Linked DNA regions of Homo sapiens: regions 1, 2, 3, 5 and 6 are each linked to region 4. Evidence: chromatin loops called from intact Hi-C (ENCODE). Cell type or tissue: mammary epithelial cell. All regions are shown on one strand. Region 1 overlaps FRG1-DT (FRG1 divergent transcript). Region 2 overlaps FRG1-DT (FRG1 divergent transcript). Region 3 has its middle 190 kb from the start of LINC02508. Region 4 holds the start of LOC124900838 (a long non-coding RNA gene). Region 5 has its middle 53 kb from the start of LINC01060. Region 6 holds the start of LOC105377613 (a long non-coding RNA gene).

The links. Hi-C counts contacts between places; a loop is a spot of excess contacts. Peaks named below come from ENCODE experiments on the same cell type or tissue, not always from the same donor. Only the 100,000 strongest peaks of a DNase experiment are listed, where the experiment ranks them.
Region 1: it touches region 4 in a loop (8-fold over the local background); 8 of 110 quality-filtered maps call a loop at or near these places.
Region 2: it touches region 4 in a loop (22-fold over the local background); 2 of 110 quality-filtered maps call a loop at or near these places.
Region 3: a loop joins it to region 4, with 12 times the contacts of the local background. A loop is called at or near these places in 7 of 110 quality-filtered maps.
Region 5: it touches region 4 in a loop (3-fold over the local background); 2 of 110 quality-filtered maps call a loop at or near these places.
Region 6: it touches region 4 in a loop (9-fold over the local background); 2 of 110 quality-filtered maps call a loop at or near these places.

What each region holds. Positions count from the first base shown.
Region 1 is chr4:189,790,840-189,795,839 of GRCh38, reverse strand. The region is part of intron 3 of FRG1-DT (FRG1 divergent transcript); the gene reads left to right. Among named protein-coding and RNA genes, the nearest start is that of LINC01596, 88 kb to the left of the region's middle. In mammary epithelial cell, a CTCF peak has its summit at 2,626 (motif pointing right); a DNase peak (open chromatin) is centred at 2,649; H3K27me3 peaks cover 160 bases.
Region 2 is chr4:189,901,645-189,906,644 of GRCh38, reverse strand. All of the region lies in intron 2 of FRG1-DT (FRG1 divergent transcript), which reads left to right. Among named protein-coding and RNA genes, the nearest start is that of LINC01596, 23 kb to the right of the region's middle. In mammary epithelial cell, a CTCF peak has its summit at 2,026 (motif pointing right); no DNase peak of the experiment used is centred here.
Region 3 is chr4:188,968,626-188,973,625 of GRCh38, reverse strand. No RefSeq gene overlaps it. Among named protein-coding and RNA genes, the nearest start is that of LINC02508, 190 kb to the right of the region's middle. In mammary epithelial cell, a CTCF peak has its summit at 2,322 (motif pointing left); no DNase peak of the experiment used is centred here.
Region 4 is chr4:189,200,039-189,205,038 of GRCh38, reverse strand. It overlaps LOC124900838 (a long non-coding RNA gene), which reads right to left and starts at 1,894. Exons shown (of 2, transcript XR_007058428.1): 1 at 1,777-1,894; 2 at 158-396. In mammary epithelial cell, a CTCF peak has its summit at 2,587; a DNase peak (open chromatin) is centred at 2,678; H3K4me3 peaks cover 187 bases.
Region 5 is chr4:188,400,439-188,405,438 of GRCh38, reverse strand. No RefSeq gene overlaps it. Among named protein-coding and RNA genes, the nearest start is that of LINC01060, 53 kb to the left of the region's middle. RefSeq lists an enhancer at 1-588. In mammary epithelial cell, a CTCF peak has its summit at 1,970; DNase peaks (open chromatin) are centred at 114 and 4,688; H3K27ac peaks cover 3,806 bases.
Region 6 is chr4:189,121,588-189,126,587 of GRCh38, reverse strand. LOC105377613 (a long non-coding RNA gene) reads left to right here and starts at 413. Exons shown (of 4, transcript XR_001741964.1): 1 at 413-478; 2 at 1,440-1,548; 3 at 2,206-2,349. In mammary epithelial cell, a CTCF peak has its summit at 2,231 (motif pointing right); no DNase peak of the experiment used is centred here.

The sequences.
Region 1 (5,000 bases), 590 kb before region 4:
GAGAGTGAAGTATCTTTGTGATATATTCCAGGAGACGGGATGCTGAGGATGCTGGATGTGGGCAAGGACCAAGCTGTGGTCACACCGCTTTCGAGGTCACAGGCAGGCCTGTTTAACACCATAATGAATTCAGGAAGGAATGAAATGAGGCAAAAGGCCTACGCTATGACTGGATGAGCACTGCCTCAAATGTCCCCCAAAGGTGGGGGTTGCAGAGCACAGGAAGCCAAGGGGTGGGGCATGTCTGTGGTTAAACATCTTCCAATTCCCAGCTCTGCCCAGGTAATTCCCTTTCCTTCAGACCTTCTGGTTTTATTTAGTTGGCTGGTTTTACATTACTGTGCTCAGCTGAAGCTTTTGCTAATCTATTCACATTCCCAACACAAGATAAATCCTGCATATTTTTAAAAATGTGTTTAAGACTATAGGCTTATTTCTACCCAGATTATTAAAAAGTCCCTCTCATGATGCTGGTTTGCAGGAGCTCTCTAATCAGGCGCGCTACCTGCTTTCCATCCTGCCTTTTGGGATTTGAGGTGAGGCTCACCCTACCAACCCCACATAGCTCAGAGGGTGCAGCCGTGTGTGCTCTAGAACATTCTGGTTAGGGGTAGGTTAAAGCAGCATTATCATGTCTTTTGGAGCCCACTGGGCTACATTCTAGTCTTGGTTTCTTCTTGGGTGAGCCCATTAGGTCAAAATTTATTTCTAAAGTAAGAGAACAGAACTGGGTACCTTTTAAGCTGCTTCTGGCTTCTGTAATCATGCGAGGATTACAGAAGTACTTAGAAAAACTTTGCATAGTAATACTTTAAGAAGTACAGGACTGGAAGGGCCCTGAGAATCATCTAGTTTCTTTCCCCAGATGGATTTAAATTCTCAAGTTACATAAAGAACTCATCACATTTGAAGGTAACTGGGGAGAGAAATGAATGAGCATTTGTTGAGCATTGGCCATGGGGCAGGCTACTGGGATTCGTAGAACAACACTGCAGGAGGCCGGTTACTCTTGTGGGTGATGGCAGGGAACTTGGGCTTGGAGTTTCACAGGTTGTGGAGCTGGTGAGTGGCAGTGCCTGGATTTGCACCCAGCCTTGTGGACTTCTAGAGTCAGAGCTCTTCACTCTGGTCTACACAACTGCTTTATTATAATTATTTTTGGAGACGGAGTCTCTCTCAGTCACCCAGGCTGGAGTGCAGTGACTCAATCTCAGCTCACTGCAGCCTCCGCCTCCCGGGTTTTAGTGATTCTCCTGCCTCAGCCTCCCAAGTAGCTGGGATTAGAGGGGCCTGCCACCACACCTGGCTAACTTGTATTTTTAGTAGAGATGGGGTTTCACCATGTTGGCCAGCCTGGTCTTGAACTCCTGACGTCAGGTGATTCACCTGCCTCAGCCTCCCAAAGTGCTGGGATTACAGGTGTGAGCCACTGCACCTGGCTCACGCAACCACTTTAAAAAAAGACTAATTTAAATACTTCTCAGTACCAAGAACCCAAGGGTAAAAAAGAGTCATTTGACTGACGATGAAGTGAGGCAAGTTTGAGACTGAGTGTCCCCTTGTACAGATGTAGCTGCTGAGGCATGGAAGCATTAGGATGTGTCCCCGACCGTGGATATGTCAGTGCAGCATCAGGGCTAAGACTCTGGGTGTTCTCTCCTTGACTTACCTCTTTCCACCTAGCTTAGAAGGGTCTTGTCGAGAGAGTCTGATGTGCAGGTGAGATTATGTCTCCAAGTCTAAGACATGGTGGGCCATGTGTGACTGCCAGTTGCCTCTTCTGCACGTGCGTTCTGAGCGTGATCTCACCTGTAAAATGTCCGTAATCCTGGGTACCCCAAGGTGCAGTTGTGAGGCTGCATGGGCTGACGCGTAGGACAGAGAGGGGCTCATTAAATGTTGTTTTCCTCCCTTCCAAATGAGCTGGATTTGGAGGGAAGCAGACTTCCCGAGAATCAGCGGCTTGTCTGTAAGGTAAAGTTATTACGACTGGAAACTGGACACACTAATTTTTTCGTTTGTGTTTGAACTTGGATGGCCTTCACATGGCTGCATTCTGTGTGTCTAGGCTGCGGTCCCTGACTGGGCATTTGCCAAATACAAAGTGATTTTCAAACTAAGTCAACCCCATTGCAATGTGTACTTCAAGGCAACATTTGAAGAAGGTATTGGTTTCAAAAACAAAACAAATCTACACACAAGAGACATACATACGTGTCCTCACTGGACTGTGTAACGTCGCTGACCTGTGAGATAGGACAGCTCTTTCCTGTTCATACTGGCATCCCCATCTCTTTTGACATACCGCAGTGGTAATTGTTTACTGTTATGAATAAACGTTAATAGGCATTTTTCACATTGACAAAAGCGTTTTCTTCAATATATAACAGCTACTGAAAAAGAACAATTAAAATATTTCAATATCACTCCTTGCTTTGAGTCATCCTTGGTGAGATGTAGTTTATCTAAGCAGTCACAAGAGTCATGCAGGGTCCATGACCCAGATGAGGCCTTGCGCACTCAAGACCTCTTGTATTGAGTAAAGTGTCGCCAGCTGCACGCAGCTATGCCCAGAACTCCTCCCAGGTGCGGTAAAGACGGTGCAGGAATCGCCCTTCGCCTGTGTGTCCAGCAGAGGGCAGTAGCGTCCCAGTTTTCCTTTCTGACACGTTTGCTTTTGCATGCTGCGGTTGCATAGCGTTCTGAGGCTCTTGGGTGGCTGACACATAATTGCAGACATTAAGCGTTTCTTAGGAGAGGCATAAAATGTATTGTGAGGGCAGTGAAATCCTTTGTCAAAACTTCTCTGAAGATCTGACCCCATACCGTGACAGTGCAAGGCTTGAACGTATGCCTGTCACTCACCAGCTTGTAGTCTCTTGCGTCCTGTGAACCTCATTGGCCAAATGTTTTTGTGTTGCTTTATTTTGTTCAAGTAACGACAGCACTCTCTGTGATTGTGTTAGGATACAATTTTACCCAACTGTCAATAAATGAATTTTGTCATTTTCATATCAAGTACTTCTGAGATTCCATATTCCCTTGAGCAGCAGAGTATTGGGACTTGATAAGAAGGAAGGAGGTATATGTCCTCTCTTTCCGCCTCTCCAATCATCCTCCTCTCTCTAGATTTTTCCTGGGAGCTGTCTGGCCGTTTGGCTTAAGTGGAAACCACGGATAATTTTCTTTCTTTTAAGAGAAATTAGTTCTCGAAAGGCAGAAAGAAAAATAGAGAATTTTGGTGAAAGCCTTTGGTGAATTCTCTTTGTGTTCTAGGTCAGCCCTGGATCTGGGTGGATGGAAATGCTGTATGTCACTTATCAAAGAGGTTGCTGCTTTATACGGGCCACAAAAACTCTTTATATGGGCAAACTGTAATAAAATGCTATGGGCATAGTAGTTCAGAACCACTAATGCTTATATCTCTTTGGGAAAAGTCATGAAAAATATTGGGAGATGAAAGCAGGGTGTGGTGGACCCCATTTAGTTTGTGCTCTAAGCCCCCTGCTGTTTGTGGTCCGTGCTGGAGCTGACCAGTGGGCAGTCACATTGCAGACCACATCAAATTTTTTTTTAAGTAAAGGGAGAAAAAAATACAATGGACAAAATATATATCCATAGCTTGGAAATGCTTGGAATAACCTGCTGTGCATGGTGGCCCCAACTTAGTGATGCAGTGGCTCTGGGACATCAGAAAGCCCTTGGAGGTCAAGGTTCAGAATTGTGTTCCTCTTGGAGAGTTCTCAGAACAGAAGCTCCTCAGAGTTGGCCATTTTGTTGTCCTTGTAGAGAAAGTGCCAGCACTTAGATCATAGTGAGTCTTCAGTATACGATTGTTGAGAGCATGAATGAATGAATGAATGAAGCACATAGTCATGTTTTAAAAATTAGGACCGTATCAACTGAAGATTATTTTTATTAGATACATATAATCCATATTTTCCCATTAAAAACTGAAATTTTTATTAAAAAATGTATTTTATTCTATTTATTATTTGTACTACTCTTTAAGAAATTATGTGGGTATGGTGACTCATGTCTGTAATCCCAACATTTTGGGAGGCAGAGGTGGAAGAATCACTTGAGGCAAGATATTCGAGACCAGCCTGGGAAACAGTGAGAAAGCCTCTCTAGAAAAAACTTTACAAATTTTCCAGGCATGGTGGCACATGCCTGGAGTCTCACCTACAGGGGAGGCTGAGGCAGGAGGATGGCTTGAGCACAGGAGGACGAGGCTGCAGTGAGTCATGGTTGCAGGACTGCTCTGTATCTTGGGCAACAGAGTGAGACCCTGTCTCCAGAAAAAGAAGACAGAGAGAAAACTGAACTCAAATCTTTATAAAATGGGTGTATTATACTACAAGTTTAGATACAATATACATGTCTAATCATTTCCTAGCATGCTAGGTATAGCGAGGTAAACAAAGAAACTGGGAGACAGAGTCCTTGCCCTTGAATTGTGCAATGTAATGGGGAGATGATGCCAGCCCACGTGAAAGTCCTAAGAAGGGGTAAGATGGCGTATTACTCAGGCTAGAGTTCTCCTTGGACGCTGAAGTAGAGCTTGCCTATGCCTGTTGGAACACCTGTCATACTCTGGAAATTATTTACCTGGGTATCCTGTCTTGCCTGTTAGAGGAATAAGCTATTGAGAAGCAGGGAGCCTGTCTTACATATGTGAACAGCCTTCACCGGGCCTGGGCAATAGTCGCAAGGCAGTAAATACTGGCTGAGTAAAGGAGCAGAGGCCAAGTGCTGGAGATGAGCCTGGCATTTGCCTGTAGGTGTAGGGTGGAGAGGAGATGTGGCTTGGTAAGAAATCCTGCTGACTGGAGAAGGGAGTTGGTGTGGAGAGTAGCAGAAGTGAGTGTGTGGCAGCTGATGGGTGTTGCCATCAAGGTAATCAGGGAGGAGCCTGGATGAGATGTGGCAGCAACAGGGAGCCGTGTGAGGAGGAGCACGGCACAAAGGCAGTGTTCCAGGTGATGAGCTTGGCTGTG
Region 2 (5,000 bases), 700 kb before region 4:
TGAGGAATCTACAACAGTCAAATTCATAAAAACAGAGAATAGGACAGTGGTTGCCAGGGGCTCAGGGAGGGGAAACGGGGTGATGTTGGTTAAATTGTACAAAGTTCAAGTTATAATAATTTCTGGAGATATAATGTACAACATGGAACAACACTGTGTCATATTCTTGTGTTCTGCTAAAGGACTAGATCATAAATTAATTACTGTCAACACACACAATGGTAAATATGTAGAGATAATAAATATGCTAATTTGCTTGATTGTGGTGATCATTTCAAAAAGTATAAAATATCAAAACATTAAGTTACCTTAAATTTACACAATTTTTATATGTCATGTTATCATCATAAAGCTGTTAAGAAATATTTAGTAAATAATGTCTACAACCTGGGAACTTTCTCATGACAGGGAGGGCTAGAGTAGGAAAATGGAATTTTGCAACAAGGATAGGGTGAGGGACATGGGAAATGATTGATCAAGTATTTAAGAAATGACCTGGGTGGAAGCTACATCAGAGAGTATGAGCTTTAGAGCATCTGTCCTCAAATTTTTGGTTTCAGGACCACTTTACATTTAAAAGTTATTGAGGACCCCAAAGAGCTTTTATTTACTTGGATTATATCTATCTATATTTATCATATTAAACATTAAAGCTGAGAAATTAAAAAAATATACTTATATGTTTACATAAATCACATTTTTATTTAAAGTTATCATTTTTAAACAGTAAAGTTGGTGAGAACATTGACATTGTTTTATATTTTTAAGTATGTCTTTAATGTCTGGTTTAATAGAAGAAAACTTCGTTCTCCTTTCTGCTTCTACATTTAATTTCTTGTGACATCCCACGTCAGGTAGCCTCTGGGAAACTCCAATTATACTTGTGAGAGAATGAAATTGGAAAAGGTCAACAAAACCTGTGTATTTTTATGAAAAGAGTTTTGACCTTGCAGAGCCCCTGGAAGGGACCCAGGGACTTCTCAGGGTTCTCTGGCTCATGTGTTCACAGAGTAGAGGGTAAGTCCACAAGAGAAGGCAGTGATTGGCTGTGGGAGGTCTTGCTGAGTGGTGGTAGAGAAGAGGTTGGATGTGTAGAAAGTATGGTCATTGTTGTCATTTCTTTTCCCTTTCCTTTGGCTTCTTGTCGCTGGGATTTCCTCTTTAGCTGCCTAATGAAAGTTTTTGTTTTGTCTTTCTGAGTCTTGATACATTTCAAGAAGTCTTCTATCTCATTTATTTTTCCACCCAAATTTGGAATTTAGGAAGAGTCCATATAGCTATATTTAGATAATTTATCTCCCTGAAGACATTTTGGGATCATTTATAAATCTCTGTAAGCAATGCTCTGATGTCCCTTTATTTTGCTTAGAGACTGGGTCTTGCCGTGTTGTCTGGACTGGAGTGGCTCGATCGTAGCTCACAATACGCAGTACAATCAAACTCCTGGTCTCAAAGCGATCCTGCCACTCAGCCTCCACAGTAGCTAGGTCTGCAGGTGTGTGCCAGCACGCCTAGCTTTTTATTACTATTATTATTATTTCATTATGCTGCCCAGGCTGGTCTTCCAACTCCTGGCCTCAAGTGATCCTCCTGCCTTCTGCCTTCTGAAGAGCTGAGATTACAGCTGTAAGCCACCATGCTGGTCCCGATGTCATTTAAATACAAACAAGATACTATATTCCTTGTAGGAAGTGCTACATAAACATAATTTTTTTGAGCTAGGGTCTTGCCGTGTCACCCAGGCTGGAATGCAGTGGTATGATCACACTCACTGCAGCCTTGACCTCCAGGGCTTAAGCGATCCTCCCACCTCAGCCTTCCAAGTAGCTGGGACCTGAGGTGTGAGCCACCAAGCCCAGCGAATTTTTCAAATTTTTGGTAAAGATGGGTGTGTCATTGTGTTGCCCAGGCTGGTCTTGAACTCTTGGGCTCAAGTTACCCTCCTCCCAGGTCTCCCAAAAGTGCTGGGATTAAGCACCCGGCCCTAAAATTTCATTCACTTTCTTTGTTTGTCCACAAGGTGGTGTTGTTTCCCCACAAGGTGGTGCTGTTTCCCTTCTAATAACATGAGACAGCTCACTCAAGAACATCAAGAACACGACATTCTCTAAAAAATATCACAGTAGTTCCTTTTCCATAACTATTAAGTTTTCAAGGTGTTATCAGGTTTATCTCATAGAAAGAATGTGTAAAATTTTTCATGTACAAACATAATCTTTTAGCAATGAGTTAAAAAATTTGGCATTGTCTGAATGAAGATTTCCTTTTTCCTATAATTTTATTTATTATAATTATATTTTTAGTGATATCAATTGCTTTATAAAAACTCATTACCGAATGACTGTGAAATCGTCTGCTTTGAAGCACAGTGAAATCAGTCAGCATACTGGGTCTAACACGGTTCCTTCCATTTTAAGAAAGCTATTTACACTCCAATTTGCAAGTTGGACTTTACAAAAATTAAAACATTTATAAAATATACTAACTATGATTGTTTTAAAAAGTAATGGTTTTTTTATGGTAAGGAAATAAATTGAAGCTCTGTGTTGGAAAGTGCAGAAAACAAATCAGCATTCTTTATAAATAGATTTTACTGCTGGTTTAGAAATTACCTTATGTGCTTTATAGATGATGGAAAAATGAAATCAGCTGCAGTTAGCACTGTGCATGCGTCGTATTTGCTGTGTCACTTTTAGAAAGATTATGGAATATTGGCAGGTCAGGATTCTCAAAATGATCAGTTCTAAGAAGAGGCTAAATGAAAAAGAATTTAAAAGCAAGCCTAGTTGTTTAATATATACATGGATGAGTTAAGGGGAAATCCTGGACTGGGAGCTAGCAGATCTATGTTCTGACTTTTACTAAGTCATTGGCTGCTACAGCAGGCCGAGCAGACATAACTGCCAAGGCTGCCTGGGAGTTGGGTTGACTGGCAATTGGCACAGGGAGGGAGGGCAATTGCCAGAGTAATGGCCAAATATTCAGGGTTTCATGTTCAGTGAAGTAGGGCATGCATTTATATCCCAAAGGCAAAACTGACGCTAGAATCAGGCCTTCTGGCTGAATCTGAGTCCACAGTCTGATGGGTAGGATGAAGTAGTCTCAGAAATCCAAGCCAGCCAGAACCCATGAGGTGTGCTCTGCAGATATTGGCTGGCAAGCTGCATTAAGATGTTTCATTCCATTGAGCAAACATTCCTTGATTGATTAGGTTAGCATCCCACAGGAGCAGAGACAAATTCTTCAGAATTTGTCCATGAAGCTGTAGTCCCAGAGCTTATATTTCAAGGGCAGAAGGAGGAAACAGCATTTCAGGATGGTAGGTGATTACAGCTAAACCGAATTCTGAAAATAAAAGGAACCCTATGTCTTTGTCTGCTCAGGCTGCTGTTACAAACAACTGTAGACTGAGTGGCTTAAACAGCACATACTTGTTTCTCACAGTTCTGAGAAATCAAAGATTAAAATCTGGGCCAGCAGAGCCAGTGTCTGGTGAAGGCCTTCTTACTGGTTTGCAGGTGTTCTTGTTGTATCTTCACATGGCTGAGAGAAGAGGGCTCTAGTCTCCTTCTCTTCTTATTAGGATGCTAACCCCATCGTGGGAACTCCATCCTCATCAAAACCAAATTACTTCCCAAAGGTCCTCCTTCTAATGCCATTCTATTGTTAGAGTTTCAACATGTGCATTTGTTGATGCAAACATGCAGTCCACAGCATCTTATCTAATCAAATCAGTTGCCCCTTGAATAAAATTCTAGCTCCTATAACAAGACTTAAAATTATGACTTGGTTGTTGCCAAAACGGTCTATCTGGATTTGCTAGAAACCAAGCATATTTGAATATTTCCTCTAAAGATTTTCTCATTCCTACCCTATTATGTATATTTACAGAATTCTTAAATAATTATATACACAAGGCTTCTATTAGCTCTGACTAGAGCTTCTATTAGCTTTGACTATTGCAAGCAGCTTTATAGCACTGTAGGTAAAGCATGTGCTTTGAAATCATACAATAAAATTTATTACATGCTAAGCACTTTATATTCATTATTTAATTTTATCATCTTAATCACCTTCATTATTACCTCCATTAAACCCTATTTGTTGGCTACCTATATTATTCTGATTTTGCAAAACTAAATTTGAGAGCCTTTCCCAATGTCACATAAGTTAATAACTGGCATAGCTGGGGCTTGAATTAAAGTCTACCTGATTCCAAGATCTATTTACCATTGTTCTACAATATGTACTTTTTAGGTCCCTGAGAAGGCTAACAGCCTTTCTTTTGAAATCTGCCTTCTTCCTGGATAGCAGCTTTATTAATATGTGATTAGGGCACCATATTTCAGGCAACAAATTCTTTGAAATCTTTCATTTCCATAGTGAGATAAGGATCAGTTCTGTGGCATTGTCTGCCAGAAAACATCATTTGGAGACTATCTTGTACAAGAAGTAGAAGACACAGCTGGGGGCCTGTGGAGGACAGAAAGCTCACAGCTTCTGTCCATACCCCTTTCACTTCCTCCTCAAGGAGATGGACCTCTGTGGTTGGTCAAGCTTAAGGATCTTTTATGGGCCACAGCTAATGGTGAAATCTTCCTAACTGTAGGTGAAGATTTATGGGCAAGTTGGAGAGTTAAGGTAGCTTGTGGCTGCTCCTTTTAGAAGAAAGTCTGATCATTGCTCTCTTATTTGTGGAACCCCTATGCTTGGTAAGACATGCCTGAAGACCAATCCTGTGTCAGTAGACTTCATATCTACTCTCTTCTACCAATCACACAACTACAGACAAATAAGAAAAATAAAACAAAGCTCAGACACACTCCCCTGGCATGGAGGTCACTCTCTGGCTGGCTGCTTTTCTCTACCCTGGTGCCTCCTGGGTGTTCGGCTCTTTCTTAGACCAAATTGAGACATGGGTTTGGGATTAAAGAGAAGTAAGTGAGAGGGGTCTCTGGCCTGTTTTGGCATTAGACCAAGTAAATAACAGAGTTCTTCTG
Region 3 (5,000 bases), 230 kb after region 4:
TAGGGGCTTCACTCCCCGCCCTGTGGGGACATCACTCCCCGCCCTGCAGGGCTTGCCAGCTCCCGACAGGCTTCACTAGCACCAGTGAACTCACTTTGAAAACAATTTACATCACATTTCTCCTTCCCAATAAAACTCCAACCTCTTCCTTTGTTCTTAGGGCATACGGGACCACCGTGGTCTGTGCGTACACCCTGGAATGCAGTTCTGTTTTTATATATATTCTCAAGGAAAACCGTTTGCTCAGAGATTCGTCGCTATCTTTTATTTCACTGCGACAGTGTGAAGCTATTCTGAGGGTAAAGTAGGCCTCGGGTAGCACCATTAGCCCTTAGGGGCCATTCCAGCCAGTATATGAAAGTGCTGGTGCATGGGCTGGCCTTTTAGCTGTGGGTGGGGGCTGCTGAAGTCTCCTCGGATTACAGTCAAGTACCAACTTTAGACCATAACTAAAGGGTAATAGATTATTGCTGTAATATTGTTCAACTCACTGCTAGAGAAAGATCTTTAAAAGGTCGAGTGACTCTGGCACTTTGTATAAACCTTCAAGGGTGTATTCTGTAAAAAAAAGCTTTGAAATTACCAATTTCTTTTCTCCCTTGATCATTTTTCCCCCCACAACATAAAAAGAGGTGAAGTAGGAATTAAGAGTTGTACCTGAAACCAATGGGAATCAAATTTAGAGGTGTATTTGTGGTATTAGAATTCCTTGAATTCTACCCTCATTTAATTTGAAACAGCATTTGCTCTCTTGGTTTCCTATTGTTTCTTTTTTCCCCTATGCATTTAAAATTTCATTGGTTCTCAGTTTAGCTCACCCTACAAAGCAATATATTAAAGTTAAATCTGTGTTCTTTACAATGACTGTAATTTTGTAGAAAATGCCTTGTATAAAAAAGTTATTTTAGGCCGGGCGCAGTGGCTCACGCCTGTAATCCCAGCACTCTGGGAGGCCGAGGCAGGCAGATCACGAGGACAGGAGATCGAGACCATTCTGGCTAATATGGTGAAACCCTGTCTCTACTAAAATACTAAAAATACAAAAATTAGCCAGGTGTTGTGGCAGGTGCCTGTAGTCCCAGTTACTCGGGAGGCTGAGACAGGAGAATGGTGTGAACCCGGGAGGTGGAACTTGCAGTGAGCCAAGTTTGTGCCACTGCACTTCAGCCTGGATGACAGAGCGAGACTCCGTCTCAAAAAAAAAAAAAAAGTTATTTTAAATGATATTTGCTAGTGAGCTTTCTCTCATTTTTGTTCATTTATAGATGGAATTAAATCTTTACTCAGAAGGGAAGAAAATGCTTGTCATACTTACAGCAAAACGAAGACACTTGGGGGTCTATGTAGAAATGTAGTGTCTGTGTATTAGTCCGTTTCCACACTGCTGATAGAGACATACCAGAGACTGGGCAATTTACAAAGGAAAGAGGTATCAGGGAGAACTCACAGTTCCATGTGGCTGGGAAAGCCTCACAATCATGGCAGAAGGCAAGGAGGAGCAAGTCACATCTTATGTGGATGGCGGCAGCCAAAGAGAGAGAGAGCTTGTGCAGGGAAACTCCCCTTTTTAAAACCATCAGATCTCATGAGACTTAATCACTATCATGAGAACAGCAAAGGAAAGACCTGCCTCCATGATTCAGTTACCTCCTACCAGGCCCCTCTCACAACATGCGGAAATTCAAGGTGAGATTTGGGTGGGGACACAGACAAACCGTATCAGTGTGCCATTTAAACAAAAGCTAGGGCAGGTGTGGTGGCTCACACCTGTAATCCCAGCACTTTGGGAGGTCAAGTTGGGCGGATCACCTGAAGTCAGGAGTTTGAGACCAGCCTGGCTAACATGGTGAAACCCCATCTCTGCAAAAATACAACAATTAGCTGGGCGTGGTCGTGGGTGCCTGTAATCCCAGCTACTTGGGAGGCTGAGGCAGGAGAATCACTTGAAACTGGGAGGCGGAGATTGCCGTGAGCTGAGATCATGCTGCTGCACTCCAGCCTGAGCAACAGAGCAAGACTCTGTCTCAAAAAAAAAAAAAAAAAAAAAAAAGAGAGAGAGAGAAGCTACAATGTTTGTTTCTTGCTGGGTACATCATCAGTCAATGAGGATTTGTCTTGGAAATGGCTGCAGGTGGAAACACCTAATGGCAAGCCAAGGACAGTACTGCACACACACTCAGTAAGCATTTAGGAAGTGTTTGCTGATAACAGTGACTAGCGGAAGGCACTGCCACTCAATGTATGTTCAAAGTGATTTCTAATGATGCACGGGCCAAATCATTGCTGATGAATTATGTGATAACAGCACTGCCACCTGTAGGCAGGCCTTAAAACCAACACAGTTTATTATCAGCCTCCAGGCCAATCACAGAAATTATCTTGTTTTCTTTTACAATGATTTAAAAATGTGTGTAAGCATTGCAGCTATTTGAATGCCCCCCCTTTTTTTTCTACAAAAGTCTCACTTCGTCTCTCTTCCTGATGTAGATCTTTAACTGACTGAAACTTTCTTTAGTTCAATTAAGTACAGACTTTTTATTATTTGACTTAAGATCTTTTGACTTTATACAGTGCAAAAGCGATCAACACTCGGTAGTCACCATGCTTCGAGCACCCATGCAACCATCTTCTTTTTCACTTTCAGTACAGTATTCAAAACATTACGTAAGATAGTCAACACTTTATTACAAAATAAGCTTTCCGTTAGGTGACTTTGCCCAGCAGAAGGCTAATGTGAGTGCTCTGAGCACATTTAAGGTAGGCTAGGCCAAGCTATGGTATTCGGTAGGTTAGGTGTATTAAATGCATTAAATGCATTTTTGACTTATGATAATTTCAAGGTATGATGGGTTCATCAGGGTCATAACTGTATTGTAAATTGAGGAGCATCTGGACTCAATCATCCCAGGACTACTTTAATAGGATGTAATTTGTAAAGACACCAGAAATAGAGCTAGAATGGCTTCAGAAAAATCCTTTATCTGGAGAGTCAAGTTAAGACCAGTTTCCTCACTATTATACCTGAAAGACAAATATTTAGTCAACTTGGAAGTTTTCCATTCAAACATTCCGTAACCAGGTTGGTATCTATGCACATCCATGCGTGGACGCAGTGGTGAACTCAGGCTCTACTTAGGAAATGCTGGTTTGGGCAAAAATAACTCGGGGATTCTGCCTTGTTGGTCATGATGATGTTCTCTTGAGAGTTTAACTCTATTACATTGTAGATGCTGGATCACAAGGTAAGTGGGTTGAGGGAATACTGACTTCCAATTAAAGCAGTGCGACAATTTCATTGTAACGTACATGACAACTGACCAGGCAGAAGACAGTGACAAAGGGGACTCTTTAATGATGAAAATCATCCAGGAAAATGGCGTGATTATAGGCATATGAGGGCCTAGAATGCATTTTAAATTGTTTCCAATTTATAAGAGTGATTTTAAGGAACTGAGAGAGCCACATAGAACCAAGAAGAAAAAATAAGAGTCATTCAGAAGAGAAGCAGCAGCACAAAGGAAAGTCAGGTTTGCTGAGATTAAATCTATCCTTTGAGATATGAAACTCTCATTCTACAATACTAAAACATTGCATAATAATATTTTCTTTTAAACAGTACATTTAGCCATATAAATTGATTTGAAAACACAAACCCAGTCACTAAATGCCCAGGAATTATTTGCTAGAGATTTACAAGTAGAAAAGAAGCCGTCCAACTCACAGGGGTGTGGGATCAGCTACACCTATTTGTTTGCTTCCAAGACAGCTTGACATTCCTTCAGATTTGATCTAACCGGGTCAACCAAGTGGGCTGGAAATATTGCTGATGTACATGGAACGCTTGCCGGTTGGGCTGCTCTTATCAGCTCGGTGTAAAGTGGACTAAAGAAGCAGAGATTTTAGAAGAAACGCTTTGTGAGATTCCAATTTTGAAGCTATTGTCTCTGTACTGCGAGGAGTAACACAAATAAAAATCTGAAACTGGATGGCATAAGAGAAGGAAGTGTGTTCCTTGGAAATACCATGCAGATTTTTGACTAGGTCCTAGGAGGACAGAGCTAGAAAAAGAAATTACTTTTTATATGCAATATATTTAGCTGAAGCCCTGGGGTGAAATGAAAGGCTCATGATGAATAGATACTTTGGGACAACTCAGAGGTCCCTTGGCTTTAAAATTCCTGGATACTGTATTTAACCTTTAGAACTCTCCAAAAGCATACTGCATGCAAGTTGCTCCCTTGAAAATTCCCATTTTGAAAATAAAATCTAGAATTACAGAGCAAATTATGACCCAGTGCCTGTGTCCAAAACACATGTATGTGGCCTTTGAACAGTGGTTACAGCTGGGAAAGGTCTGCTGACAGAAAGTGGAGGTAGTGAACTGTGGGACTGCACTTGAAAACATGTTTTTCTTTCAAATTGGTGAATATACCCTTTAATACTGAGGTGTGTTAAAGCGGCTTATTTCCTAATCATTGCCCATATTTCCTGCTGGCATATATTTATTTTCTCAATGCAAATTTCTATTGCAGAAGTCCTTTTTGATTTAGAAGTTGGTTTTGCCAAATCAATATATTTGTTCTCCAAGAAGACGGATGTTAGGTGAGTTTGAGCACTTGTGAGAAACACTGCGAAACTTGATTTATATTTGAGCAAAGAGATGGCCTGTGACAAGGGCCAAAGATACTGAGCAAGCGAGAGAAACAAAATGAGTCTTTCGTCCAACCTCCTTCTTTGACAAGTGGGGAAACAGAGGTTTAGATTTTTATTCCAGCTCATTTAGCTTGGGAGTTTATAGAAGAGAACCTAAGCTCCTTTTACTCCGTTCAGTTCCATTGCTAGGAAATCTACGTATGGTTTACCTGGGTTGCTTTGTCATTGTTTAACTGGAAAGAACAATTATAATCAAACCATTATTGTTGACCTATCCTAAAGGTGACATGGTTTTCCTGACTTTTTTCAAATCTTAAATTAAAGCATACATTATTAAGTATCCATAA
Region 4 (5,000 bases):
TGTGCTATATCCATGTTATTTCAACTTTGTGTGAAGTTACCCAGCTATTAGTTTATATAACATTTCTGGTTTGGGATATCTACCTTGTAAAAATTCTTCAAATATATGAAAACAATTCTTATCTTCTTTCTAGAGTAACATTATTCAACTCTCAACATTACTGTGGTCAACTCTTATCATTTAATGTGAATTTAATGGATGACAAACTTGGCAGACGTGTCTCTCCCAAGGTGTCAAACTCAGTCTTACTAGTCTGCCACGGAACTTGAGGAGACGAAACAGAGGGGCCGTCTCCCACGCCATGCTGTCTTACAGCTTCTGAGGATGCGTCTTCCTGATGCCTCTGCTTCAGTTTTCACTCGTGCTACTTCTATCCATTTCAGCATCAATTGGTTCCTAGATTTTCGGATTTAATAATTCAGTAAACATTCAAAACAAAAATTAGGATATCAAACAGGTTTTCTGATTTTTGATTTTTAAAGTCAGAATACTAAAATTCACATTCAATTCCTCTCACTTAATATCGCAAAGTGTCTATTATCTATCTTTATTTTTCTAATTTTACTATTGGCTAAAAGACAATTGTTTTTTCCAGGGAGAGGGGAACATATTTGCTCCCTTTTATGTATGTTATTTTTGTTTTCTTTCACACTAGCTTTTTCTTGTTTATCCTTTTTCTAGCAAACAACGTCTTGCTTTTACTCTTCCATGAGAAACTTTTCCTGTCTTACCAGTTTGCAGACTCCCTCCCATGGTGCTTCTCATAGCTGCAGCTATCATAAATAAACAGCTTTATTTATTTATGAAACAGCTTTCATAAATAAACAGCCCCAACTGAAACTCACTTGTTACTGTTTAAGTAGAAAATCTTGGTACTTCTGGAACATATAACGTAGCCAAAATTAACATAAAATAGGTAACACAGAAGACTGGTAGAATGCAATGTTCCAGGAATGTGTATTTTGGGGATATTACAGTGTCCCTGTCTATATATTCAGAATATGCTGTATATTCAGATGAATATAAATGAAAGTTTCGGTCAGTCGAATTTTTGTTAGTCCACGTTTAAAAAGACCAGGGTATCAAGACTTTGGGAGTTGTTATTTAAGCAGATTAGCAAATTCAGTTAGCCAAATATTCAGTAACTTCAAACTTTCTCCAGTTGCACTGAGATTACCTGTGCTAGAGAAACATCAACACTTTTATCTATTATTCCAGAGCTGCAGAATTCCAGGGAAAGTTTAAATGTTTATCATAATATTATTCACCAAACTAATACTATAAACTTCCACACTTAATTCTCTGCCTTTATAGCCCATGAGTTGCCTTTCAGCAAACCGTGCTACAATGATATAGAGTTATTTACATCCGCTTAAGCCTATCAAAAGAGCCTCAGACATTTTGTTCAGTTTGACTGATAGAAAAGCCTTCATCTCAGCACTCCAAAAATATTATTGTGCACACATCTCCCCAGGGCATGTTACTATATGCTGCTAACAAAACGGTAAATAAGGTAGTTAAGGGGCTGTATTGGTCAAGTTTCTATTTTGGAGAGGGAAATATGCAACACACCAGGAAAAAATTAGAGAAAATAAATAGAATAGTTGCGAATTACAGTGAGTTGTTGGAATCAAATAGATAGGTAGGCCTAATTTCTATTGCAGTGTCGACATGTGAGCTGAGAGCTGATGGATGAGAAGCAGCCAGACAGGCTGCCTTCAGGGGAAGAAGCCAGAGGTGCAGAGGTGCTGATGACAGAAAGGGGTGGGGACTGACCTGCGAGATGGTAAATGCAGAGGAGCACGGAGAGAAAGAAGGCTGGGTGCCACGGAAAGTAGGAGCACTCACTGAACAGAGGCTTTTAGATTAGGAGAGTCTCCTTTGAAGACCTTGGCTCACGTCACTGGGTTTATGACTCAGAAATAGCTTCTAGAGCATTTGCTATGTTGAATGCCTTTAGGAACTTGGAATGTATGGAAGAGACATTTAAGAATGAGAAGAGTGTTTTCGGGCGGCAGTTCAGTGCCTTCTGTCCTCAAGGTTCACAAATGAGCTGTCAATGTGGGCTCTTCCCATGAGGTTTAGTTTACAAGAATCTGCAAACCACAGCTGAAACCCTGTGTAACGATCAAGCACAACCCGGGCATTTGAATTTCTGTTATGAAGCCCTCATGGTTTATTTAAACAGTTCACACTGGTTTATTTAACCACAAAAACACAAATTGTTGTAGGGTTTTAGAACTGTACATTTCTTAAGGGTATTATTTAAAGAAAAAATATAATGAACAGTGTTTGAACACAGGAATTTCTATAAAGGTAAGACAAGTGTTGTTTTCCTTCCTTCCTCTCTCTTTTCTTTCTTTCTCTTTTCTCTCTTCCTTTCTTTCTTTCTGTAAAAGATACTTACTATCGATTTATAGTCAGTAAACACGCTTTAACATTTTAGTAAGACATCATCAAACAGCAAATGGGCAAAATACAGTTGTAGAAGAAAATACGTCCTTTATTTGAATATATGTCACCAAAATAGAATAAATGTAGAATGTCTTCCCTGCCCTGCTTTTCTCCTTCTCCACGACAGGTGGCGCTCCTGAACTACCACAGGATGCGCGCGTTGCCAGGCCGCGGCTCCCCTGGGGCCACGTTGCGAGTGTGCAACGTGGTTTCAGTTTGGCATTCTCAGAGAATAGCTGAGACTGGATTTAACCAACTAGTGTTTATGTCACAATGTCCAGGGGAGTGAGACTGCGGTTGATAGGAAATGTGTTTATTGATATTGTCAAGAATCTGGCCAGAAACCCTATCATTACAGATCACCAGACAATGAACACTCACACAGAATGTTGTTCGAACGTTGCAATCATAAAGGAAAAGGAATCCGCTTAGCGTTTTAAATTTTAGGTTTGGAAACTTCTTAGAAATTTCTTTGAGCTGTCGAATCCAGTATCTTTGCTAAGAAGCTAGAAGTATCACAAAAACTAGTTTTTGAATGACTTTTTTCCTCAACTCCATTTATTTTTAAAAATCTTGAAATATCCACATATTATTTTCCCCTTTTTCCACCATTCAGCGATTTAATAACATACATTTGATTCAAAACATGTTTGCATTTTACACTGACATTGTAACTAAATAAGAGATTGGCTGTTTCATTTACAGCCAAGTAGCTCTGCTGTGTTCAGGTGCAATTGTCACAGGTAAAGTGTGTGCCATAACCAGGGCCACTCACAGTTCAACGGAACCAGGGAAAGAGGCAAACACGTTCTGTGACCCAAATGGCAAATCCCTAAGGAGAGCTTGCTGATGAATTAAAATGGCATTAAAACTGGACCCAAGAAATTGGACTGAGAGAGAGTTTCAGTGAGACAGACCTCAGGAAATCAGGAAATTCAGGTGATTATAGAAATCCCAGGATGTCTGAGCACTGATGCTTCCAGGTATTCACCTGCTCCATCATATTCTCCCTCTTAGTTTCTCTCGGTTTCTCCCTTTCTTGGTTTCTCTCTCTCTTATTCGGTCACTAATAAGTTCTTACACAATCTATATAAGATGATGTTTGCCTTCCAGGTAATGTTCTACTTTTCTATTTTCAAAGTTCCACGTCTCCTAATACAGCAGATTGAGGAAATGAATATTTGCCTTCTCCATTGTTTAAATGTCCACTCACTTTTTCATAAACTACTTCCTTACATAAACTGTTCTCTGCTGTGTGGTCCCCTGCTAGCCAATGCCTACAGGCTGTTTGTGCATTGTGTCTTTTCTTATTATACAATTATATTTAGTGTCACATTCGAGGATCTTGAGTGGTTCTAGTTAATCAGCCTTCCCCCAGGGGCGACTTCTCCCCTGCAGCTCGATTCTTGTCATAGATGAGCCTTAGACACCGTCTGATGCTCAAGCACTTTCTTCTGGCAGTGCCCTTACAGGAGGGTTAGTAGGAGTCGGCTGTGGCATGGGCCACACACAGTCGGGGTCAGAAGACTGACTAACCAGAGGACTTCCAGCCAGAGACCATTTTCAATATTTGGGGGACTCTTCCTCCTTCTTACACCTGTATTCAATCCAGGTCAGTTACTAGGGCTTTCTTTTGTGAAGAGGATTTCAGCCATTCTTTAAGGGTAAACTTTGTTTCAAGGCTTATGAAATTGGCATCTGTGCTGAGGTGGCCTTGTCTCTAGGGCAACAGGGGTTTTAGGTCCCCTTGTCATAGAGTTCTGGTAACCCCTGGGCCAGAATTGGAAATCCCCAAGCCAGGTGACATTAAGTTGCTAAGTGATACATAGTGTAGGCACTGTGAGATGTCAAGGTGGCCTTATGGCTGTCATTAATCTTATAGCCACGATATGTCTGTCTCTTATAGTAGACTACACATAGTCGTAACACTTCATCACATTCATTGTACTTACTCCTTTGTCTAATTTTCTATATTGCTTTCTATTGAATTAGTGCCTGAGGGCAGGGACCACATTTAGTGTTTACTGTTGTTTCCATAGTGATACTCAGTACAGTGTCTGGCCCATTGGAGGTACAAATCGGTCTTTGTTTAATTTAAATCTTGATGAATTAATTGCAGAAAATTCAGCAGAACACGTGTGAGGCTCTTCCGAGAGCAGGGGTCCATTCAACTGCATAGGCTGCATACTCGCGATCCTGCACTACTTCTAATAAACTAGAAGTGTTTACTGCAAAGCTCTCCTCGCTGAAAAATTTCAAGTAGTTCTTCTCAGCGACATAAAAACAAATCTGCTTAAACAACAGGATGTTTGCCAAATATGTGCTACTACTTTTCTTTGCTTTCTGGGCTCTCCATAGAGTCCACAAATACTGGCCGTTCATTTGTAGAAATGAAACTTCAGAGACTCACCTTCTGCAACGGCTACTTCTAAACTTGACATAATGTGTTTTTCAGTTTGATTATTAATGACTTTCCCTATCTCACACCTTTGAAGTTCAGCGTTGTCAGTCACCCTGGCATCATTTCTAAATGGAACGTTGGATGT
Region 5 (5,000 bases), 800 kb after region 4:
AGAGCCAAGGACCACTGGCCAATACACCCACTCCCTACGGACTCCCAGTCATCTCCCAGTGCATCACACTTAGTCATGAATGCAGAGACAAGGACCACTGGCCAATACGCCCACTCCCTACGGACTCCCAGTCATCTCCCAGTGCATCACACTTAGTCATGAATGCAGAGGCAAGGACCACTGGCCAATACGCCCACTCCCTACGGACTCCCAGTCATCTCCCAGTGCATCACACTTAGTCATGAATGCAGAGGCAAGGATCAGGAGGCACTGGGGACAGAGTTTTCATGTGAGTGGAACAAAATCAGTCTGACAGATTAAAGGAAACACAAAAGAAGAGAGAGAGTGCAGAAACAGAAAAAGTTATATTCGGAACCCTATTTCTAAGTATCTTTGAAGATACAAGACCTACAGCAAGAAAAAGATAGCAAGGAGAAGCAGCTCTTTCGTAATGCATATATAGGTGGTAAAATTATAAACACAGCTAAGACATGATGACACTAAAGGCAGAAAAGTGTTTGACTCCTGGGGGTACTGGGGTAGGGGCATGAGGAAGAGTGTGGTGACTGGAGAGGGACACCTGGGAGACTGCTAGGTTTTGGTAAGACTTTATTTCTTTACCTGTGTGGTTGTTGCATATTATATGGCTTTATAACCACTTGTTAAATATACATTTACATTTTGCACATCTTTCTATATGTATGCTGTATGTCTCTTTCTCTCACACACACACACAGTGATAAAGGGCAAAAATGGAGAAATTGAAAGGGCTCTTGGAAAATACAACTCTGACAATACCCCACCCTCCTTCCAAAAAAAGAAAAGATTGAAAGTGGAAGATGGAAAGTCGAGGTGGGAAATGAGGAAGCGTATTTGCAGATGATATAAAGAAAACATTCTCCCAAAATCATCCACAGAACTTGAAATAGAAAGGAAAAGTCTACTTTTAATGAAAACAGGAGTGAGGTGAAATGCCAAACCTCAACACAGAGAAAAAGCCTGCCAGCCCAGGGCAAACTGAGCAGGGCTGCTTGTGGGGAGGAGCAGAGTACTGACACTGAGGCCGCGGACACCATAAAGCCCAATGTGAGAGGCCCGTCCTAGAGGGCTCGCCACAGTGGCACTGGAGGCACGGGCTGCTACTAATTTCCCCCGGTCCCGGGTCACAGTCTAGAAACAGAGGTAGAGTTAGACGTGGGCCACCAAACCCACCACAGCCAGATGACAGGCTGGGGCAGAGCAATGGCCGCTGGATACCAAATATGACTGTGAGGCTCTACCTTGTCCTAGCCAGGGACCTGGCCCTCCATGAAATGCTTCCCTCTACCTACAGGAAAGAGACGGTTCAGGAGAAACAAAACATAGTCCAAAATGAGGAATCAGAATTAATTATAAATGCCTTAAAATAATGCAAAATAAGCAGAGTTACACAAGCAGAAAATGCATGCCCGATCCAGAAAGTGCATCCGAAACTGTAAAATGTGGCCACTGAGAAGCTGCACCAAATATTTTACCACTATTAACAACAGGCAGGCGCAGTGGCTCACGCCTGTAATCCCAGCACTTTGGGAGGGCGAGGCGGCTGGATCATTTGAGGTCAGGAGTTCGAGACCACCCGGGCCAACATGGTGAAAACCCATCTCTACTAAAAATACAAAAATTAGCTGGGCGGTGGTGGCGCTCGCCTGTAATCCCAGCTACCTGGGAGGCAGAGGCGGGAGAGTTGCTTGAGCCTCAGAGGCAGAGGTTGCTGTAAGCTGAGATCACGTCACTGCACTCCAGTCTGGGTGACAGAGAGAGACCCTGTCTCAAAAAAAACACGAAAAACAAAAAACAAACAAAAAAAAACAACAAAAAACAACAACAACAAAAGAATGCAAAATAATGAAACAATCGCCACGCTGAGCCAGAGGCAAATGGCCAACCACCAGACCACAGGCAGGCTATGACGGGCTAGTCGCCCTCTGCCATCCTGCTAAGGCACTGCAGTCATGTGAGCAAGCCTGGGCGAGATTAGCCAGAGCCAGCCCAGACCATGGGAACTCTTCAGCAGATCCTTAGGTTAACAAACTGTTGCTGTTTGAAGTGACTAAATTTGGGGATAATTTCCTAATCAACAGAAGCTAACAGACACACTTGGAAATTACAGATTTGAAATAGATGTGGAATGTCTCCCTCATCACCTATGTTCCATTGCCCTTGGAACAGGGGGGCTGTGAATCAATATGTGGCTTGTAGCTTTGTGTCTAGAAATAGCATAAAAAATTGTTGGGAAATCAAGGCGGTGGCTTCTGATTATCCATGTGGCCCGCAAGCACCCTGACTCTTGTTTGTGGCAGCCACATAGGCCCTGGATAGGTGAAAGGGCAAAGGGAGCTGTGGGTGCCCCAGGACACCAGCTGTGTCTCCCGGCCTGTATCCTCCTTTAAAGCCCAGTAAATGTAGCATCAGATTAAAGCTGTCTGTGTCTTGCAAGTCTGATGGCCAGCTTGAATCTGTAATCACAAGGGCAGTGTGTAGCAGTATTCAATACTGAAAGAGCTGAGACCTGTGAAATTTTGCACCAAGAAAGTGCAACCCGGAAATTTTATACCAACTATTATTTCAATCAAGTATAAACGCAATACAAACTGATTTTTGAATGTTCAAAGATATGGGAACATTGTTTATATGGAACTGCTTGGAAAATCTAGCAAACAACAATCATCAGTGAACCAAATGTTGATAGGGTATGAAAAGTTGCAGCCAGGGCCTGGTGACGAGCATGGAACCTGCCTGATGGTAGGAGAACTCAGTGAAAGAGACAAGAACGGGAACAGAATGTCAGCACTACAAATGTTAAAACCATCGCTGTGATCTGACTACCACGGAGTGTTTTGTGTGGCATCACTGATTTTCTTCTCTTTAAAACACAGGGCAGAAAAAGCATAGAAGTAAGAAAAAGTAGCAGAAAAGAAAAAATAAGCGTGTGATTCACAATGAAGATATGCCAGTTATGAATTCTAGAGATTAAATAACAGAGCATCAATGTTCTTAAAACAAAAAGTAGGCCGGGCGCGGTGGCTCACGCCTGTAATCCCAGAACTTTGGGAGGCCGAGGTGGGCGGATCACGAGATCAGGAGATCAAGACCATGCTGGCTAACATGGTGAAAGCCCGTCTCTACTAAAAATAAAAAAAATTAGCCAGGCATGGTGGCGGGCGCCTGTAGTCCCAGCTACTCCGGAGGCTGAGGCAGGAAATGGCATGAACCTGGGAGGCAGAGCTCGCAGTGAGCCAGGATCGCGCCACTGCACTCCAGCCTGCGCGACACAGCAAGATTCCGTCTCAAAAAAAAAAAAAAAAAAAAAAAAAAAAGTAGAGCATGCATAAGGAAAGACACAGACACAGGAGCACAGCAGGGAAAATTACATCACCTCTATCAGGCTGTGACTGCTGAAGAGAGCAATAGTAAGTCATGATGTAAAAATGTAAATCACATAGTTTTCTCTAATTGACAGATAACAAACTTGGCACCTTAAAAATATAGAATGCTTTTTTTTTTGATTCCACAGATCATAAAAAAGACTATATTTCAGACCACAAAACTTCAGTAATTTCTAAAAAGCATTTTTAATTATTTGATTAAGATGCAGTGAAATTAAATAAACAATAAAACTCCAAAACACTAAAAAACATACAGTTTTTGGAAGTTTTCTTATATCATTAAGGGCCAAAGAGAAAAACGTTGAAGAATATTTGTAAAAGAACTGACCACATATGACAACATCTGTATGACCCAGGTAGATCTGCACTCAGAAGAAATTCTAGAGCCTTAAATCATCATATTAATAAAAACAAGAAAAAACTTTAATATATCAACAAAATATAGACAAAATATATAAAATAGACAGAAAATTAAGGCAGAACTTACTGACTAAAGCAAAATGGTAGTAGTAGTAGTATTTTTTAATTTAAGAGCTGTATCTTTAGCGAAGAATTTAATATGTAAACTACCTTATTCAAGAAAAAAAGAGAATGATAGTACATTAAGCAAGAAATAAGTAAAGGTCAATCACAGATAGAGACCCCTGCAATAGACCACTAAGACTACTTAATTTCATGCAAAGATCGAACAGAGGCTTTGCCTAATCTCCAGGCCGTGGGAGTCTCAACCTGAGAGAGGAAGGAGTCTCTTCTCCTGGACCTGATAGTCCAGGGGAATCTGTGGGTTGAAGGTTCTGTTCACATGTTCCTATCTCACATCTCAGAGCCCTTCTTTCCATTGAGTGCCCTCACTTTGTGTAGGACCCCTTTTAGGGCTGAGAATTTAGCCTATAGTGAGTTAAATCATGGTCTCCAAAAAGATATATCCATGTCCCAGTCCCCCAAAACTATGCCTGTGACCTTATTTAGGAAAATGTTATTTGCAGATATAATTAAGTACCTCAAGATGAGATCATCTTGGGTTATCCAGGTGGGCCCAACATTCAGTGACATACAGAAGAGAAGACACACAGAAGAAAAGACAGAGAGTATAAGTCCATGTGAATATCCAGGCAGAGATGAGTGTTGCAATCAAGAGTCCAAAGAAGAGAAGACAAGCGTATGTTCCAAGCACACTTACCCAGTTTCTTGTTCTAGGCAATTCTGTGTTGAGCTCCTCTGGGGCAGAACAAAAGAGTATTGAAAGTATTGTTGTCTCTGTGGACCAAAGCCTGTACTGACCACAAAACAAAGCCCTTCTTGGATTCACCCTCAGCCCACACTCAATCATGTGGGTACATGGCAAGAAGAGACATGAAAAGATAAAATGAAAGAAAAGGGGCCTCTTTGTCTCAAATCCCAGAGAGCTGAAATCATGGCCTTCCTTCCGGATCAGGCTGAATGGTGGCCCCCAGGGAGATGAGTCCGTGTCTTATTCCAGGAACCTCTAATTGAGACCTTATTTGGAAAAAGAGTCATCAAAGATATAATTAAGGCTTTGAAATGAGATCATCTTGGATTATCTGGATGGGCCTT
Region 6 (5,000 bases), 78 kb after region 4:
CTAATATGCTATTATTAAAAAGTCAAATATAACAGAAGCTGGTGACATTGCAGAGAAAAAGGAATGCTTATACACTGTTGATGGGGGTATAAATTAGTTTAACCATTGTGGAAGATAAAGGTGATTCCTCAAAGACTTAAAAACAGAACTAACATTTGACCTAACAATCCCATTATTGGGTATACACTCAAAGTAATACACATCATTCTATAATAAAGACACATGCACACATATGTTCATTGTAACACTATTCACAATAGCAAAGACATGGAATCAACCTAAATGTTCATTAATGCTAGAATTGATAAAATAAATGTGTTACATATACACCATGGAATACTATGCAGCCATGAAAAAGAATGAGATCATCTCCTTTGCAGAAACATGGATGGAGCTGGAGGCCATTATCCTCAGCAAACTAACGCAAGAACAGAAAACTAAATACTGCCTATTCTCAATTACAAGTGGAAGATCAATGGTGAGAACTCATGGACCCAAGGAGACAAACAACAGATACTGGAGCCTATCAGAGGGTGGAGGGTGCGGAGGGAGAGTATCAGGAAAAATAACTAGTGGGTACTAGGCTTAATACCTGGGTGCTGAAATAATCTGTACAACAACCTCCCATGACACAAGTTTGCCTATGAAACAAACCTCCGCATGTCCTCCTGACCTTAAAATAAAAGTTAAATTTAAAAAATACAAATTGGAAAGAAAACATAATGTGATAGATTGCTTCACAACCATAGGATTTCCGGAAGAAATATGAATTGGAAGCATCAGTGTCTAAATGCAGTTAAGAAACTCATGCTATCAGAATCATCTCTTGGTTGTTTTCCCTCCCAGATTGTCTTTTCTCCCAGGGACTCACTGACAGTGAACAGCGATCATGCCTAGATTTACCCTGTATCTGCCCTCAAAGCTGACGTGGAGTCAAATGCCACAAATAGACTTGATCATGCAACCTTGATTCTCTTTCTGAAAAATGTAATTAGTAACCCTCCTGTCTATCATATATTTACAGAAATACTGATTAGCCTTGGTGTAAAGCTTCTAATAAACAGTAGGCATTGTTAGAAATTTAATTCATTCATAGGGTTTTTTGAGCCTAGCGATACATTTGCTGCACTGACACATAATTTATCATTTTAGAACTCTTGGTTCATGCTTTTTAATATTTGAGACATGGATATCCTTTAGCTCTGTGAGTGATACTGAGGAAGGAAAGGGCAGGATGTGCATCATGAAGAAAAACTATGATCAATTTAAAACAGGCTATCAGGGAAAACTTCACTGAGATGAATGCGTGGACAGGCCGCCCAGTTATCAAAACAATTATTGAAGAAATCATTTCTATTGTTCTAAGAGGTAATGTGTGCCTCAGCTCTTCCATCCACTCAGTTTTTACCAAATCTTTTTTTTTTTTTTTTTTGTTCTAGGCCCACCCTCTTCCCGGATCAACAGGGTCCAAGAGCAGGAAAGTGGAATTGAATACCTGGACTAAGACCAAAGAATGCCGCAGTGCGAGTTGGGGGGGATAAATTCCAGGTATTTCTTCTCACTTCCAAATGTAACTGAATCTCTTTTATCTGGAAATACAACCTGAGATCATAGGAAAGAGGAATCAGGCCAAAGCCACTTTTTGGCATTGGTACGTCAGAAATACCATAGGCACAGCTTTTCCACAGGGTGGTATTTCTTGTTTGGACATCTTGCTGATCCACTGAAAACATGCATTTGTGAGAAATGCATGGGAACCATTTCTTTTTTATAAATAAGGAAATACTTTAGTAGAGGGTTAGTATTGGATTCTTACTTTGTGTATTTTCTTTTAGCAATAACACCTTTTTCCTTTCTTTGCTATGTTAGGAGAGAAAGAAGACTCCTGTTTATTGTACAAACACAGTTGCTTTTACATTTCAGTGTGCTGCTCTTAGAAAACAAACCAGAAAGCCACACATATTATTTCTACATGGTTTCCTACCCTGTGGGAAATCAGTGTTTTGAAACTTCAGCATATTATGCATAAATAAACATACCTCATTGGTCTCACATATTTTGGATAAATGATTTAATAAGAGAGTAAAGCAACAGACGAAAGCTTTGCCTCTAAAAGATTGTTCCGTTATAAGCTATTTCCCTTTGCTAAGATACTGTTTTAACAAAATATTTCTCATTTAAATTCTGGACACGCGGGTATTTTAGGTTTTGAGCTGTTGCTCTAGTCGGTCTGCGCCTGCAGATGGCAGCGCTCCTTCATCGTTGCAGCGATGTGGATTGAAATGCACTGGAGCGTCAATGGAAGGTGAATTTATGAAGTGAAATCAAACTTCAGAAATCTATTTTCAGGTATATTCTTCTAGTTTTATGAAACCATAAGCTTATGTTGTTTAAAATGCTGTTATAAATAGAAGTGAACCTCAGCCACCAGCCTGAAGGCTGTCCTTTCTGCTCTTGGGTGTGGAAGATGTCTCATGGGAGTGCATCGTCTCTTCTCAGTATGTGAAAAACAAAGTGGCCGGGCGCGGTGGCTCACACCTGTAATCCCAGCACTTTGGGAGGCCGAGGTGGGCGGATCATGAGGTCAGGAGTTTGAGACCAGCCTGGCCAATAAGGTGAAACTCCCTCTCTACTAAAAATAGAAAAATTAGCCGGGCGTGGTGGCGGGCACCTGTAGTCCGAGCTATTCAGGAGGCTGAGGCAGGAGAATCGCTTGGACCTGGGAGGTAGAGGTTGCAGTGAGCGGAGATCACACCACTGCACTCCAGCCTGGGTGACAGAGCAAGATTCTGTCTCAAAAAAAAAAAAAAGAAAAGAAAAGAAAAACAAAGTGACTGACCCACTGAGAAACATGTTCTCAGACCTCAGTTCCAGAAAATTATGAATGGCTAAGCATTACTGTAGAGTAAATCTGTTTCATTTTTCCACAGGTTGGTCTGTAGATCACATTAGGGAAAGGCTGGGCAATTCTGTCTTTATAAAATCCACACTTTCATGAGTGCCATAATAATTCTACGGACACCTTCAGTGGGGCTTGTTAGAACACTGCTGCTGATGCTCCCTAGACTTCTTTTTCAAAGAACCATTGGTTTAATCAAGAAAACAGAAATCCTTGACTGGAGAGATTTATTAAGCATTTAACATTTTTTTTTTTATAAAAAGCACTTAACTTCATTTTAAGGAGTCAAAAATACAAGAGTTGTGGAGTAGAATTTCTGTAAATTAAGTAACCAACTGGAGCTCATGAGCCTGTGCTAGATTAGCTGGGAGTAAGAGTAACTGATCATAGTTGGTGTGTGATGACACTGGGCCAGCCGCTGTGCTGAGGTGTTTGGTTGTTTTAACTCACATAAATCTACATAGCAACCCTACTATTTTCTTTCAGTTCTATGATGCTTAGTTTTTCATATTTTAACAGTTCTAAAATTAGGATATGTTCTAAAATAGATGACTTCTGACAATCCCTATCCATGAGGCAGAAACTGAGGTACTATTTGTTTGTTTGCTTTTGTTTATTATTATTATTATTATATTATTATTTCAATAGGTATTGGGGGAACAAGCGGTGTTTGGTTACATGGATAAGTTCTTTAGTGGTGATTTCCGAGATTTTGGTGCCCTCATCACCTGAGCAGTGTACACTGTACCCGGTGTGTACTCCTTAATCCCTCACCCCTCTCCCACCGTTTCCCTCAAGTCCTCAAAGTCCATTGTATCACTAGTATGCCTTTGTGTCCTGATAGCTTAGCTCCCACTTATGAGTGAGAACATACGATGTTTCCTTTCCCATTCCTGAGTTACTTCACCCAGAATAATGGTCTCCAATTCCGTCCAGGTTGTTGCGAATGCCATTATTTTGTTTCTTTTTATGGCTGAGTAGTATTCCATGATATATACACACCATATTTTCTTTATCCAGTTGTTGACTGATGGGCATTTGGGCTGGTTCCATATTTTTGCAATGTGAATTCTGCTGCTATAAACATGTGTGTACAAGTACCTTTTTTTGTATAATGGCTTCTTTCCTCTGGGTACATACCCAATAGTGGGATTGCTGGAAGAAATGGTAGATCTACTTTTAGTGCTTGAAGGAATCTCCATACTGTTTTCCATAGTGGCTGTACTAGTTTACATTCCCAGCAGCAGCGTAGAAGTGTTCCCCTTTCACCATATCCATACCAACATTTATTACTTTTTTATTTTTTGATTAAGGCCATTCTTGCAGAAGTAAGGTGGTATCTCATTGTGGTTTTGATTTGTATTTCCCTGATAATTAGAGACGTTGAGCTTTTTTTTTTTTTGAGACAGAGTCTCACTCTGTCGCCCAGGCTGGAGTGCAGTGGCGCGATCTCGGCTCACTGCAAGCTCCGCCTCCCGGGGTTCCCGCCATTCTCCTGCCTCAGCCTCCCGAGTAGCTGGGACTACAGGCGCCCGCCACCACGCCCGGCTAATTTTTTGTGTTTTTAGTAGAGACGGGGTTTCACCGTGTTAGCCAGGATGGTCTCGATCTCCTGACCTCGTGATCTGCCCGCCTCGGCCTCCCAAAGTGCTGGGTTTACAGGCCTGAGCCACCACGTGCAGCCGAGATGTTGAGGATTTTGTATATGTTTGTTAGCCAATTGTACATCCTGTTTTGAGAATTGCCTGTTCATGTCCTTAGCCCACTTTTTGATGAGGTATTAGTCCTTTATCAGAAGTATAGTTTGCAAATATTTTCTCCCACTTCGTGGGTTGTTTGTTTACTCTGCTGATTATTTACTTTGCTGTGTAGAAGCTTTTTAGTTTAAGTGCCATTTATTCATCCTTGTTTTTGTTGCATTTGCTTTTGGGTTTTTGGTGATGAAGTCTTTGCCCATGACAATGTTTAGAAGGGTTTTCCGATATTAGCTTCTCAAATTTTTATGGTTTCACATCTTAGATTTAGGTATTTAATCCATGTTGAGTTGATATTTGTATACGGTGAGAGATGAGGATCCAGTTTCATTCTACATGTGGCTGCC